Linked DNA regions of Mus musculus: region 2 is linked to region 1. Evidence: chromatin loops called from intact Hi-C (ENCODE). Cell type or tissue: heart. All regions are shown on one strand.

Evidence for each region. A loop is a pair of places that touch in the nucleus more often than their neighbours do. Peaks named below come from ENCODE experiments on the same cell type or tissue, not always from the same donor. Only the 100,000 strongest peaks of a DNase experiment are listed, where the experiment ranks them.
Region 2: it touches region 1 in a loop (2.2-fold over the local background); 2 of 42 quality-filtered maps call a loop at or near these places.

What each region holds. Positions count from the first base shown.
Region 1 is chr5:122,154,133-122,162,132 of GRCm38, forward strand. It overlaps Ppp1cc (protein phosphatase 1 catalytic subunit gamma), which reads left to right and starts at 4,143. Exons shown (of 7, transcript NM_013636.4): 1 at 4,143-4,483. The coding sequence starts at 4,429. In heart, a CTCF peak has its summit at 3,946; DNase peaks (open chromatin) are centred at 4,159 and 4,779; H3K4me3 peaks cover 3,847 bases; H3K27ac peaks cover 4,555 bases.
Region 2 is chr5:122,350,381-122,358,380 of GRCm38, forward strand. It overlaps Rad9b (RAD9 checkpoint clamp component B), which reads right to left and starts at 3,825. Exons shown (of 13, transcript NM_001382853.1): 1 at 3,759-3,825; 2 at 2,164-2,234; 3 at 1,181-1,330; 4 at 879-993. The coding sequence starts at 3,795. Vps29 (VPS29 retromer complex component) reads left to right here and starts at 3,948. Exons shown (of 4, transcript NM_019780.2): 1 at 3,948-4,096. The coding sequence starts at 4,094. In heart, a CTCF peak has its summit at 4,248; a DNase peak (open chromatin) is centred at 3,981; H3K4me3 peaks cover 1,882 bases; H3K27ac peaks cover 1,432 bases.

The DNA of each region.
Region 1 (8,000 bases):
GGAAATTCTTAGGAGAGAGGCTAGAAGACAGGGGGAGGGGGAGGGCGGGAAGCAGAGCCGCCGCAGTGGGGGCAGGGGGCGGGGTTCAACGCTAATGGAACAGGGTTTCTGTGTGGTTGATGAAGATATTCTAGAAACTAAACCTAATGGGGCGCGGGGGTAGGGCCCTACCATCCCAGCTGACCCAGAAAGATGACAAGTTCAAGGTTAGCCTGGGCGACAACGTGAGACCAAGACTGAAAATAAGTGGAATTGGGGCGGGAGGTGGACTGCGGGGGGGGGGGGGGGCGGGGGGGGGGGGAAGCAGTTCCCGGCCAGGCTTGGTTGAATCCCATTTTTAATTTGAAGGACAGTCACAAGGCAAAGCTCAGGGAAGGGGCCCTGTTAGATGGATTTTAGAGTCATTGTGGAATTTAAAAAAAGGGGAAAAAATGACCTTCAATCTGAATAATGGAGGGTGACAATCACTGGGAGGGAACTAGAACTATGTGCCCTTGGGGGTTTATGGGCAGAGGGCGTTGTGGGGTTGTTATTCTGCAGTCTTAAGGCGGTAATTATCAATGGAGGCTGGATGGTTGCAGCCTTATCCGGAAGGGTGGAAGTTCCCCTGGCAGAGGGGAGGTTCCTTAGTTTAGGAGAACACCCCACTTTACAGGCTGCATCAGCCTGTCTATGGTTTAGGAGGCCACTTCAGACTTCCTTATCACGATTTTTCTGGATCATGGCTGCAGGCTGGCTGCAGTTGTTAGTGGCTTGTCCACATTCCTACCCTGGTTGGTTCCTTCAGTCCACCTTAGCTTGGGAGTCATTATCTCTTTCCTCCCCTCAGGCAGCGTGGTGGCCAGAAAATCACAGAAGAAGCCAGCCCAGAGCCTCAAGGACACATCAAGGTGACTTCATTTGTCCCAGGCCCTTCTTAAGCCACTCAGGCTGACAGGCAATGACAACTAGCATATGTTGATTTAAAAAAATTGGAAGAAGGGGTTGGGATGGGGTGGCCTTGCATATCCCCTAATCCTTGCACTTTCCGGAGGCAGAGCAGGAGGATCTCTGAGAGTTGGAGTCCAGTCTGGGGTATACAGCAAGTTTCTAACCAACTAGAGCTACAAGTTTCAGAGACAGGTGTTAGAAGCTTTGAGGACCACACAGAACTCAGATCTCTGCCTGCCTCTGCTTGCCAAGGGGATTAAGGCATGCATTGCTACACTTAGCGAGCTGCCACGTGGATGCTAGGAATTGAACCTGGGTCCTCTGGAAGACTAGACAGTGTTCTTAACCACTGAGCCGTCTCTCCAGCCTCAATTTTTTTTTTTTGTTTGTTTTTCAGACAGGGTTGCTCTGTGTAGCCCTGGCTCTCCTGGCACTCACTCTGTAGAGCAGAGTGGCCTCGAGCTCCAAGAGCTACCTGCCACTTCCTCCCAAGTGCTGGGATTAAGGGCATGGGCCACCAACGCACTAAAAACCTGTTTTGTTCATATTTCCTAAAGGGAGTGGCATGTGGCTCAGCTGGTAATGTTCACCTAGCATGCCCAAAGCCCTGTTTTCTGTCTCCAGCATGACATTCAGCAGGTTCAGGGACCACACATTGGATTTCAACATTCTGGGGGTGCAGGCAAGAGGATCAGTAGTTGAAGGTCACCCTCTGATAGCTACAGGTTCCTGGACAAAGTTCAGGCTCTCTAATGTGAGCTTCTTTACTCACAAGAGAGCCAGTTCTCTGGGGTGTGGCTATGGACTCTGGGGCATGGCTATGAACTCTGGAGGGAACATGTCCCCTGTATCATCAGCTTGGTTTGTAATTTTCCTTCACCCCTCACCACATGGATGGGATGACATACATACCTGTCACTTGGCATCTAGATAATTATGACACAATGTGTGGGCATAAACATTTTAAATCTTTCTATTGCTTCCCCAGGAGTGACACACACCCTATGTGCCAAAGTCTGCTGGGCTCCGAAGGCTCCATTTAGGGACTTATTAAACAAAAGGCTGTTGTTTCAGGCTCTGCCCAGTTCTAGTCCTCCTCCTGGAATTTAGCAACTGTGTGACCTTCAGCAAACAACCCAGCCTTTCCGTGCCTAACTTTATCTGTAAAATGGGAACGGTGGGAATATATCATCTCTAGGATTGTATCGGGGATTCCATCAGCTGACTTTGTTTCGTTCGAGACAAGATTTTGCTGTTAGCCTTGACTGGTCTGGAACTTGCCTCAAATTCTCAAAGATCTGCCTACCTCTGCCTCCCCAGTCCTGGAAATAAAGTCCTATCTAACCATGCCCAGCTACTTCATCATATTTTATTTTATATGTACGTCTGCTAGAAGGTCAGAGGACAACCTGTGGTAGCTTCCTCTCTCTCCATTAGGATGTGGGGCATGGAACTCTAATTGGTTGGCAGGCATGGAGGGAATCTCTTGTCTGCAGAGCTGTTTAGATAGCCTCCCACAAAGAGACAGATTTTGGCTCATACTAGTAAGAGTGGTGTGTGTTTGTCTCTCCATCCCACAAAATGAGTCTCCCGGGGGAGAGAAAGGCTTTCTCTGTCTTGCTCAACCTGCTCCACCCAGAATAGACACTCCTTGTGAATCAGTCTTACATATCCCTGGCCCTATGGTGTCCCTGGGAAGCTACCCTGCCCTGGAGGGAGTCCAAGATTCCAAAAACTCAGTGAAGACCACATTGACCTCCACAGATTCACAGCAGGGCTTAGCATCGACCCCAGGATGTCAAGAAGCCTGGTGCACCAGCTGCCTTGGGGTGATGAATGACCATTTGTGTAATGGTGTGCAAAACCATAGCTTGGGACAATGAGTTGGTGAGTGGGCAAAGTGGAGCAGAGGGCTGAGGAGAGCTGGGGAGAATCCTGAAACCCCACTGTCGGGGGCTAGCATCAGGAAAAGGGCTCAGATCTAGATGGGTGCATCACACACCATGCTGCGGGGCCACGGGAAGACAGAGCTTGTAGAAAATGAGTCTCTCTATGGGGAGACAACCTTGCAAGGCATTCATGGAAAGGAATCCTCAGATCCATCCCTCTTGCTTTGAGAAACATGAACTGGAGGTGGGGCTGGGGGAGAACATTTTGTAAATTTTCTGGCGTGCTACTGGGAAGAGATAAATGGGTCAGATGGGTGTGCATTTTTCTTCCATAGGCAGCTAGCCTGCGAGGCAGCAGAGTTGGGGACCCCTCAGGTGAAGGGGTGCCCCTGGGGAGTCAAGGAAGCTAGAGGCAAGCAGCAGATGAATGCGCTGAGGCCCAGAGCGCACGCACAGCAACCTCCCAGGAAATGTGCAAATTCCCATTTTATCTGCTCCGGCACGCTCATTCAACCCAGCTCCGGCTAAATACAGGGGAAATCTCTTAAATTATTATATAACTTTCTGAGTTCAAGAAAGATAATTCAAAAGATAGGTAGTAGCAACCCTTACAGAATTCTCCCAACCTCTCTCTAAAATGTAAAAGAGCATTAGCGCACACAAGAAGCTCACACAAATTACTTAATGTGCCACTCACAGTGGATTAACATTTTTTTGGCTTATCTTGGGGGCTTCTTTTTTCCAAATATTGTATCGTAGATGCTTTATTGCAGTATTATGAAATTTTGCCAGTGCTGGGAATTGAACCCAAGGTCTCACACATACTCGACAAGCATTCTCACCACGGAGCCGTATATCTAGCTCTTCTTGTTCACCAATGTGCCAGAGTATTTGAATCCCCAACGTTCCAACCTCCTCCTCTTTATGATTCTCCACAGGCAAGCAACCCCACCCCAGATTGGCTCCGAGGGGTGATTCAGTGTTGAACTCCCACCCCGCCATGTCGGTCAGACTTCTGTCCCCAAGCAGCAGAGCCGGAAGGAGCTGGTGAGCCTCGCAGCGCGCAGCAGACTGACAAAGTCCACCTTCAACTTGCGCGCGCCAACTTCACAACTTCCCTCTCCCGCCACAGGGGGTCTATTTCCCCCGCCCGTTTGGCGGAAGGATCCCGCGCGCGGTGGCGGAGTCGCGCTCAACCGTCTCCGCCCGGGCTCCGCCCCACCCCCGCCCTACGCGCTCAAACCCCGCCCCTTCCCGGCGCCGGCCCCGCCCCCTTCCCGCGCGCTCTATGGGCCCGTAAAGAAGTCCCGGCCGGGCCGCTGCACTCCCGCGCGCGCATCCGTGCGCCGCCCGAGGCTGGCCTGAGGAGTCGGCGGCCATCTTGTTCTTCTCGTGGTTCCCAGTGGCGAGAGGAGGAGGAAGCCCGGAGCGGAGCGGGGCGGCTGGGGGGGGTGGACCCGCCGCGGCTGCTGCTGCCACCGCCGCCGCCGCCACCACCGCTCGTGGGGCTCGTGGCGTGAGGAAGGAGGACGAGTGAGACCCCGGGGCGAGCGGGCGGCGGCGCCGCTGCTGCTGCTGCTGCTGCGGGAGGGTCGGCGGCGGGACGGCGATGGCGGATATCGACAAACTCAACATCGACAGCATCATCCAACGGCTGCTGGAAGGTGAGCGGCGCGCGGGTGGGTGGCGGGGCAGGCCCGGCCGGTGGGGGATCAGGCCCAGTGGAGGGGCCGGTCTTTTCTCGGAAGCCGCTTTGGATCTGGGGCGCGCATACAAGCGCCTCCGGGTTTGGGGACCCCATTATTTTTTATCACTCCCCTGTCCTTGCTTTCACATTTATCATCTGGAGTCCAAGGACTCATCAGAGGGACTTGGCTTGGCAGGACGACGTCCCAGTGCGATGAGAGTCCGTCTCCTGCATTTTCCTACCCCCTCCACCCTCCCCTCAAAGCCATCCATCCTCCAGCGTTCTTTCCCCCTTGAACGTGCATCCGCACACGGACCCAGTCCGGGTGACAGTGTGGCTCTCTCTGATCATCAGATTGTTGTGTCCCTGAGGACAGGGGGACGCTGCCGCGTTCAGCGAGCACCCGCCAGGTAGGTGCTGTGTTGTTATTATCCTGGAAGTGGGTTTCGCAAGAGAAACTCCCAAGACCTCGCTGGACCAAGAATTAACAGTTAAAAGTCAGGTTTCAAACCCCGGGGTAGCTAGGAACCTAGAGAGAACCTGCCGCCTTCCAACTGTTCACCCCGTGGGAACCCAGGATGTCCAGTGGTTGAGGAGAGGTTCAAAAACAAAAACCCAGCTTTCCTTTTGTCCGACTTGGGGGTTTCTGCCGTGTGGTTTCCTACTTTGGAGATTTCAAATTTGACATAGGTCTGGATCCTGCTAATCACAGATCCCACAACATCCGCTGAAGCTAAAGAGGAGAAGATCCAGTAACCTTGATTTGGGCTCTTGACACTAGCTTGCTTTGGCCCAAAATACTTTTGGAGTGGTGGACAGCTGCGCAATTCTGGTGGTAGATGTCTTCAAGTAAATCACTGACAGAAAAGGGAAAAGGTGTCTTTTTAAAATCTGGGCATTTCCCCGGGGGGCGGGGGGGTGTTTTTCAAGACAGGGTTTCTCAGTATGGTCCTGGGGCTGTCCTGGAACTCACTCTGTAGAGCAGGCTGGCCTCAAACTCAGAAATCCGCCTGCCTCTGCCTCCCTAGGGCACGGATTAAAGGCTTGGGCCACCACTGCCCAGAGCATTGCCTCCTCTTTAATGTTTTGTTTACATAGGGTTTCTTGGCTTTGGTTTCATTAAAACATGGTCTCTCCAGTCGTGGTTATCCTGGCACTCTTTGTGTAGACCAGGCTAGCCTCAAACTCACAGATCCTTCTTCCTCTCCCTCCCCAATTAAAGGCATTTTTATTACCATGCCTCCTTTTATTACAGGGTCTCTCTCAGGGGCCAGAGCTGAGTTAACCTTCTGATCCTTCTGCTTCGTCTCACATACTAGATTTTATAGGCCACTCAGCCTGACTTATTTTTTTCCTATGCAGTGTGTGCATACATACAGACCAAAGCACACGTGAGGAGGTTAGAGGGTAGTTGGGCGTCTTTGTGTGGATTCTGGGGATCAATCTCAGGTCAGGCTTGCAAAGCAGATTTTCTACTGACTAAATCATCTCACCAGCTTCCCTTTCTCCCTCTTTTAATTATTTTTTTAAATTTTCTGTATGTATTTTGTTTGTGTGCATGTGCGCGCACATGCATGCACCGTACGCATGTCTTACCCTTATGAATGTCTGAAAAGGGCATTGGGTCCTTGGGTATTGGAGTTGCAGATAGTTGTTAGCTGTCACATATGGGTGCTGGAAATGGAGCCCAGTTTATCTCCAAGAACATCAAGCACTCTTAGCGGCTGAACCATCACTTCACTCCCCCAGCACCCCCTTTTCTTGTTGGTTTTTTTTTTTTTTTTTTTGTCTTTGTTTTTCGAGACAGGGTTTCTCTGTATACTCTGTATACAGAGTTTCTCTGGAACTCACTTTGTAGACCAGGCTGGTCTCGAACTCAGAAATCCGCCTTCCGAGTGTGGGATTAAAGGCGTGCACCACCACGCCCGGCTTCAGCACCCCCTTTTTAAATGAGACAGTTTCATTATGTAGCCCAGGCTGGTCTCTGTCTCAACTATCCAGAGTACTGGGATTAAAAACTTTTTACCACCCCTGTCTTCTCATAGTTTCTTAATAGTTTTTAAGTTCTGAGACTGGGTAGCATTGTGTTAGCAAAGGCTGGCCTGGATTTTCAGAGATCTATCTGCCTCTGTCTCCTGAGTGCTGGCATTCAAAGCTGAACTACCATGTTTGGCCTGGTTTATTCTTTTCTGTTGAACTTAACAGAGTAAGCCACTGTTTAAACACGTTGAGAATGACTGGCTGGGTGGTATATGTATTTGTTTCTAACTTATGGACTTGCTTGACGGAAGCCACAGGATCTGCTCAGGATGCGTATAGTTCTCAATCAGAGGACGCTGGCATTGGGGTTGTGATGATTTCAAAACCTTTAAATCTAGAGATAGCTCAGCCGGTTTTGGCTCTTGCCCTTAATCCTGAAGTCCTGATTTGATCCTCTGGATTGACATGAGATTCAGGAGAGAACCAGACTTTGAGGGTTGTCTCCACCCCACCCCCAACAGCTCCAGCAAGCATGGCCTTGCACACATGCATATAACAGAATGGTATAAAAAAAATAAGGGTTTAATTCTGAAAGGGGGAGATAAGATTTGTCCCTTGGAGCCGGGTGCCTTTAATCCCGGCACTTGGGAGGCAGAGGCAGGCCGGTTTCTGAGTTCGAGGCCAGCCTGGTCTACAAAGTGAGTTCTAGAACAGCCAGGGATACACACAGAAACCCTGTCTCCAAAAACAAACAAACAAAAAACTGGAAAGCTGTCTTAGGGCTAAGAGTACACAGTACTCATCTAGAGGATCCAAGCTCAGCTTCCAGCACTCATCCCAGGTAGCCCAGTGCTTGCTACTCCAGTACCAAGGAGTCAGACACCAGCTTCTCAAGGCACACACATACATGGCTAACCCACACAGACATGATTAAAAATACATTTTAAACTGACAGTGGTGGCACATGCCTTTAATCCCAGCACTGAGAAACAGAGACAACTTAATCTCTGAGTTCAAGGCCAGTCTGGCTTACAGAAGAAGTGCCAGACTATCCAACGCTAGCTACTGTAGTCCCTGGCACTTAGGTGGGGGCAGGAGGTCGAGGCAGTAGCATAATGAAATGAGTTCCTAAGGGTCTAGCCTGAACTACAGATTCTGTGTAAACAGGCAGGTTGGGTTGGGTTCCTAGGCACTGCGGTTCTGTGGCACTCTGAATGCAGTGGGTTTCCCTGAGTGTCACCCTGGGTGGTCAGCCACACTGGCGGAAGATCTGTGTTAGTCCTCAGCACAGTGTTAGGGACATGCTAGAGCAGAAAATAGACTAGCTGTGTGTGAAGGTAGCACCCTGCTCTGCTGTTTTAGTGGAAAATGGGAATTGGGGTGCTTTCTTCATGAAACCTCTAGTGTTTTTTCTTGAGTAGCAAGTGGTTTTAATTTCTCCACATGGCAATGTGCAAGAACATGTTTCTGTAAATGAAGGTCATTGTCAGCGCATGGTGGGAAGTAGCTCTGCT
Region 2 (8,000 bases), 200 kb after region 1:
ATGATACAAGTATGAATTGATTTCTCTGAGCCAGGATTCCACTCCATAGGTGAGAGCCTAAAACTAGCTATATTGCCGGGCAGTAGTGGCACATGCCTTTAATCCCAGCACTTGGCAGGCAGATTTCTGAGTTTGAGGCCAGCCTGGTCTATAGAGCGAGTTCTAGGACAGCCAAGGCTACACAGAGAATCCCTGTCTAGAGAAAAACAAAAACAAAAACAAACTAGCTATATTGCTACACTGGCCTGGAACTCATGACCTGATTGTCTCAGCCACTTTTGAGTGCTAGGTTCAGAGATGTGTGGCCTTGTGTCCAGCTAGAAAAACAAATTCATGTTCAACTGAACATATATGTAGGGAGCATGTGTCCTGTGTGTGTGTGTGTGAGAGACATAAGGCCAGAGGTCAACCTCAGATGTCATTTCCGAGTCTGTCTTCCATCTGGACCCCCTTCTTCATTAAGAGGCACCTCTCACTGCTCTGAAGCTCATCAGGTAGTCTAGGCTATGGGGACAGTGAGTCCCAGGGACCTGCCTTCTTCTCTGCCTCTGCAGCACTGGATCTACCAGCATTTGTCACCATACCTACATTTCTTTTAAAAACATGGTCCTGATCATGATGTCAGATCATTTGCTTGCAAGGCTGACTGATCCACCTCCCTGGTTGGACGTTTTAAAAAGCTGTTTTGTTTTGCATGCAGACGAGCTTGTGCCTTTTAGTCCTGAGGAGATAACCTCGGCCACTTTGCTTACACTACACCTGCAAAGACAGGTGTCACACCTGCCACACTGCATTCCTGCACAGAACCCACTCCGAAGTCGTCTGCAGACTGTACGCACAAAGACACTAAGAAACACACCACTTTCTGCTGCACCTACCATGCTTGCCGAAGAACTGAATGACGACTCTGCATTTATCCGCTCTGGCGACTACTGTGCACTTCTCCACACTTCTTTCAAGGTAATTCAGACATCTAAAGATTGGCAGAACTGACTGCAATACAAACACATCGTAAACATTAAACACATACTTACTATGGCTACCCCATTAACTTTAAAAAGCCCAACAGATGAACGTCTGTATATTCATAAATGGCATAGAAATGATTAAGTATAGTACAGCTGTTAAGCCCTACAAAAGGAGTATTCCTCCCATATAAGAGAAAATCAACTGTTTTTACCTTTATTGCCAATTTGCAATTTAAATTCAGTGGTAAGTCAGTATCACTCATCGTGGCAAAGGGTGACCACTGATAATGTTGAAAAAACATAGATGAAAACAGGACGTAGCCATACGTGGAATGACAAGAATTCACAGATCTCAGAGCAAGCTGGAAAGGAATAAGTGAGCTATTTCAGAGAAGACCGACTTCTATCCTGAGTCAATCCTGCTGTGACCATAATGCCACAAATACATTCAAATAAAACCGTGCGCACTGAACTTGCACATGGTACCTACAGATGTGTATATATCTATATTGAACATACACATACAAAATCTATACTCTCAAGCTCTGATACCGTAAAACTGTCAGTGTCCACAGTGACCACAACGTTAATGCATGAAGTGTGGGAAGTGACAGAAAAGCCCTAAGTGACTGACCTCATACCTTGCCTGGGGGGAGAAGCTATAACTTAACGCAGCAGCCATTCTGGGAATGCATGCTTATAAACTGTCAGGTTTTGGAATTTTTATGTGCTCTCGATTTTACCCACCACACTTCACTTGGACTTAGCACTTTTAAAACATCTTCTCTTGCTTTAATATATGAACCAGTCACTTAACATTCTTTTAAATTTAATTTATCTTGGCATGTAAAATAGGTTTCCCGTAGTTCAAACTGGTCTCACACTTGATATATAGCTGGCTGAGCTCTGCCTCCCTGGCACTGGGAATATAGGCCTGTGCCATCACACCTGGTTTGTTTTGTGTTGTTGTCGTTGTTTTTCGTTTGTCTGTTTGTGTTTCTTGACCCGTAGGGGAGGGTTTGAGACAGAGTTTCTCTGTGTGGCTTTGGCGTCCTGGAACTTACTCTGTGGACCAGGTTGGCCTTAAACTCAAAGAAACCCCACTGCCTCTTCCTCCCAAGTGCTGGGATTTGAGGCACACCTGGCTTTTTTTTTTTTTGGTTTGGTTTTCGACACAGCAGGCCTTTTAACTTACACCTTTCTCGGATGGGTCTAGCCACAGCTCATCGCTCACTCGTGATAGCGTTTGTACTGCTTTCCCAAATACTATGGAGGAAAAGAAAGGTGCGTTCACATTCTTCCCAAGCAGTGAAGACAAACCACAAGACTACTCTTGTATGCACAGGACTCAAGTGAAAACCAGAAAGGACGGTGGGATCCACTGAACAACTTAGTCATGCCTGTCAAATGCAAGTGATTCTTCTGTTGCGTGTTAGCGCCCTGTGGGTCAGACTGCCTGAGATGGAAATAGGGGATTTTAGTTTTACAGAGACAAGACTACTCCTCAATCAAAACACTAGTTATCCAAAATTGTTGGCAAACTTCATCCTTCCGAAACTTCAAGGCCTTTTCCGACTAACCCATTTCATCCTGGCTCTACTAATTGCTCTACGCTTGATCTTGGGCTAAAGGCTGGAAACTAAGTGGTTAGCACTTGCATCCATTCATGGGCTATCCATACGACAACAGCATTGAGCATCTTGGCTTCCAACATGCTAGGCTAGGTTAACATGTTGTTAGACTATAACGATCTCAACTTTGATGCTGTGTCAAGCCTTAGCAAAGTGCATCACTATGAGAGGAGGCACCATGACAGGAATTCACCACACGGTGTCCTAATTGTATGTGATGCCACAGAGCTGGAAACAGTGGTTTGAAATCCTTTTTTCCTGAATATGTCCGAACAATTTCCCGTTAAGTGATTACACTGAACTTTTTGGTCAAGATACACCTGGGAGTTAAACTACTCAGCCGATCCACACAGCGTTTTATAGACTAATTTACATTAGGAAATGCCGTATACCCTTACCTACATACACAGTAAGACTTCAATAAATATGCATCGACATAAAATTCAACATTATTTCTCCTGCAAGCCAATTTCCGTGCTAATGCTCTCATTCATTTTGAGTTCTCCCAACCTCTGAAGGGGGATGGTACACTGGCCCTTCTTTGGTCTGTCTACACACAAACCCGGTCCCCAGCCCAAGCATCCCACCCCCCTTATAAGGCTATGTATTATACAGTTCTCCACACAGTCTTTCTAATTTCTGATCTCACTACATGGACTTTTTATTTAGCCCATGCTTCTAACAACCTCTATCAACGAAGGGGCTAATATTAGTCTCATTTTTCGACTGAGGGACAGAGAGGATTGTTCGAGATTATATATTAAAACAAAAACAAAACCCAACAACAATAAAAAAAATGTCTCCGGCAGAATGTCGAATAAAGCAGCAGGTTGGTTTTCCCACAGCTCAAAAATACTTTTGCTGGTCAAGTATTATTTCCCCCCTTGAATTCTCTCCACATCAGCCCTCCTCAATCCGAGTTTAAGGCCCAATGGCACAATTCTTTTCTCGGTCACCGAATTAAACCCTGGACATAAATCAAATGGAACGGGGCTGGCATGCTCTTCGAAGCCCAGCATGGCCCTCGCGAGGCGCGCTATGGCAGCTTCAGTCGTGGCGAAGAATGGCGGAGGAGGCCGAAGAAGACGATGGATAAACCCTGCACGAGGCGTTAGACTTTTCCCTCTTCTAAGTAGCAAAGCAAGAATGGCCGCTCCACCTTTCACCTGGCCGCCCGTCATCCCGCACTTCAGCATGGCTACGGGCAGAGCAGGCATGGAGGGCGCAAGCGCGCCAGCCGCGGGTGCCCGGATGTTGCCCCCGCACTTTCCGCGAGCTCAGCCTTTCCTTTGCCCCGCCCACGAGCGATTTCTTGCAGCGCCGGGTTTTTTTTTTTTTTCCCTTGACGGGAAATGACCCTTACGGGCCCCCGTAAGACAGGCTCTTGCCAACTTCGCGTCTCATTGGTGGCGGAAGAAGTGGGCGGGTCGACCGAGGAGCCTGAGGAAGAGGGCGGCGGCGTTCGTGGTGATTGAACGGAGCCCTGGTGACAGGATGGTGAGCCCCACGGCGGCTGCTACCCGGGTGGGGCCGGGATGCTGCGGCGTCCGGTTGAGGGAGTGGGGTGGGGGCGCGAGGAGGATCCGGGTGGCCGCGGAGTTGGAACGGGAGGACCGCGGCTGGTTGAGGGTGCGGCTCGGCCTGATGTCGCCCCCTCGCCCCAGCGGCCAGAGGGCGTGCGAGGCGGACCCGGCGGCCGGACCCGGTCACGAGATCGGCTCCGGCAGTCGGTGTGACCGCACGTCTCTTCCCTCCTGGTCCTTCCCGGCTTGCTGGGGGTAGCCGGCCTCGGGGCAGAGCGCGAAGTAGCCGTCGCACTGGCCGCCACTCCGGACGGGGACCCGGAAAGGGGACTGCTCGTCTCCTGTGGCCGCTGCGGCCCCATTGAGCGATGTCGTGGGGATCGTTTGGAGCCTGCGGAGATGCGCGGGGTTGTTCGGAGAGCCTTAGCTTACCCAGTCTGCATCAGACCTTTAGGCCCGTCCCCCCCAATAGATTGCTGTCCCTACGACTTTTCTGTGCAGACACGTCCTTGTAATCCGATTTTCGAAGGCACTCTTTGCTCTCTAAAGTTGGGGGGGGGGACTGCTGTTTGTCCTGATGAAGGTTAAAGTGAAGGCACCTCACTGGCTGCTGGGCACGCGTTGCGTTTTTCACAGATTATCCTTGTGCAGACAACCTTTTAAAAAGGTGGCCTAGCAAACACAGAAGTGGATGCTCACAGTCAGCTAATGGATGGATCACAGGGCTCCCAATGGAGGAGCTAGAGAAAGTATCCAAGGAGCTAAAGGGATCTGCAACCCTATAGGTGGAACAACATTATGAACTAACCAGTACCCCGGAGCTCTTGACTCTAGCTGCATATGTATCAAAAGATGGCCTAGTCGGCCATCACTGGAAAGAGAGGCCCATTGGACATGCAAACTTTATATGCCCCAGTACAGGGGAACGCTAGGGCCAAAAAGGGGGAGTGGGTGGGTATGGGAGTGGGGGTGGGTGGCTACGGGGGCCTTTTGGTATAGCATTGGAAATGTAAATGAGATAAATACCTAATAAAAAATGGAAAAGAAAAAAAAAAAGGTGGCTTTATAAGCCGTTCCAAAGGTATATGCTTAAATTCACTGGATTTTGGCATCTAAAAGAGAATTATTTTGCTTTAGACTCCAGTTTAAAGTAGACTAGTTCTTTGATGGCAATTTGGAGACACTTGCAAGGAAGAAGAATTTGCTGGAATGATTGCATATTCATGTCTCTGAAGTCGTTTTGAGGGGTGAACGCTTATGTTTAAGGGCAGTTGCTATGCTGGGCATCACGTTTCTTTTAAATTTTTATTTTGAATTTTTGTGTATGTGTCTCTACATGAGTTTATGTGCACCAAACAAGTTCAGGAGCTACTGGAGACCAGAGGGCTTCGGATCCCCCGGAACTGGAGTTACAGGGAGTTGTGAGGTGCCACGCGGGTACTGGGAACCAAATCCGGGTCCTTCAAAGATCAGCAAGTGCTTTTTAATTGCTGAGCCATCTCTTCCATCCTAAGTCAGGTTATAACGATGTAGCCCTACTGGCCTGGAAATCAGAGATCTGCCTGCCTCTGTCTCCTGAGAGTGGGCACTAAAGGAGTGTGCCACCACACAGAGCTTGATCTTGACATTTTTGTCACATGATAAAGTACTCCAGCTAGTAATATCCTCTATAGCACATAACTTACCCTGGAGTGTGATTTTTCAATACTAGAACCTCAAACATAAAATAAATAAATATATATATGTGTGTATGTATGTGTATATATATACATACACACACACATATATACATATCTATATACACACACATATATATACATACACATATACACATATACCTCCAGTATATCTAGAGATAACAAGACCCCAGTAATGAGAAAATACTAACTTTAACCTTTTCCTGATGAATTCTTCAAATTATAAATATCAAATCTTTATAATCTACTCAAATTATAAAGAGTAGACAGATTGAGAAGTAAAGAAACAGGAGTTGGTGTACAAAGCAAGAAAATGTAGAACGACATTGACAGTTTGCTGTGTGTGGGTGTTTGTCCTGTGTTTAAAAAGAGAATCAGTAGTTCTTTTGGAATTATTTTCGGCACAGCTGATTTTTAACATTTCCTTTCATAACATTCAGAAATCATTAACAATTTTTGCATATTTGGTATGGGTTTTTGGTTTATTTGTTTCTTTTCTTTTAACTTTTGTTGCTTTCTTTTAACATTGGTCATGTTTCACCCCCTTTTTTTTTCCATTCCCCTGTCTGCAATCAACTTCTTCATTCCACTAAGGCTGGGCACAGAGTAAGTTTTTCTCCGCTCCTACTAACAATGGTGGTTGGGTGGCTGATAACTGACTGGATTTCTTACTCTTTCCAGCTCTGTCAAATAGGGAGTAATCAAATCCCCATGCTTGTTTGGGTTTTTGCTTTTACATGATTTTTGACAAGACTTTGGCTTCCAGATCCTTTGCTGCCTCTACTGTCTGTCTAACCTGATTTGTCATTGTGGAATTTAGGCAAGGACACTCTTGACATGTTATTTCTTTCCCATAACTTTGTCACCAGCAGCAAAGCAGAGGACTCCATCTCACTGTGGAGCCATGATGCTGCCTGCAGGGCCATTCATCCAGTCACAGTTTTGACACACTAATTGTCAGGGGTGCTGTGGCACCTTACAGAGTTGACATCTTCAATAAGGATAACAGTGTTGTCTCTCACCTCTGTTCTTTCTGGTACATTCTCAGTGAACAATTCATTTTTAGTCTCAGATTTGAATCTATTTTAGACATACCCCTCTTAGGAGTTCAGAGTTCTTTTAATATAGATTTTCTTTCTTTCACTTTTCCTCAAATGTCAGCATCCCACAGTCCAAATCTGAAGGGATCCCCCCCCCTAAAATGAAGATGGTGTGTCAAGACATGTCTATTGAGGGTGGATACTCTGTAGTGGTTTTAGCTGTCAAAGGTGTGCTCATTTTGTGACCACCCACACACCTATTAATTCAGCTACTCTGTGTCCTGATAACTGTTGCTTTTGGTTTTGTTGTGAGATGAATCAAGTTTGTTTTTGTAATCATCTCATTTCACACATTTTTGTTTTGTTTGTTTTGGTTTTTGGATTTTCAAGACAGGGTTACTCTGTGTAGCCCTGGCTGTCCTGGAACTCACTCTGTAGACCAGGCTGGCCTTGAACTCAGAAATCTGCCTGCCTCTGCCACTTGAGTGCTGAGATTAAAAGTGTACTTACAGCACTACTGCCCAGCCACATTTTAGTTTTCAATCCAGTCTAAATTTTAATTAATGAAAATTTTTACTTAGTTATTTTATGTTGGATGTGTTTGCTTTTGTGCCTGTCTGTACTACATGTGTGCCTGGTACCCTCCAAGGCCAGCTGAGAAGGTGTCAGATCCTCTGGAACTAGAGTTACAGACAGTTGTGAGCCACCACGTGCGGGAATCTGGATCCTCTGGAAGAACAATCAGCTCTTGTAACCACTGCCACTAAAATTAACGTTTTAAATTAATTTTAACATTATAGTGGCAAAACTGTTTGCTTTATCATATTAAACATGTAGCGCTTCCTTTGATATGGTTCAGGGGTAGCCATGCTTTGACCAGCAGTAAAGAATATGTGTACTGATGCATGGCAAGGCTGTGAGGAGCTCCTGGAAGGTGCTCGTCCTCCTCAGCAGGGCAGTCATCTGTCGCTCTCAGGGGATGTGTGTTCTCCTTAAAGGAACTTTTAAACTATTCTCTGTCTACTTTGTTCAATCTTGAAATTTTTTAATTTAAAGTTAAAGTTTCATAGGACTCCCCCCACACCCCCACATACACACATTGGGCAGGATTTCACTGTGTACTTGCTTTGTAGCCTGGGCT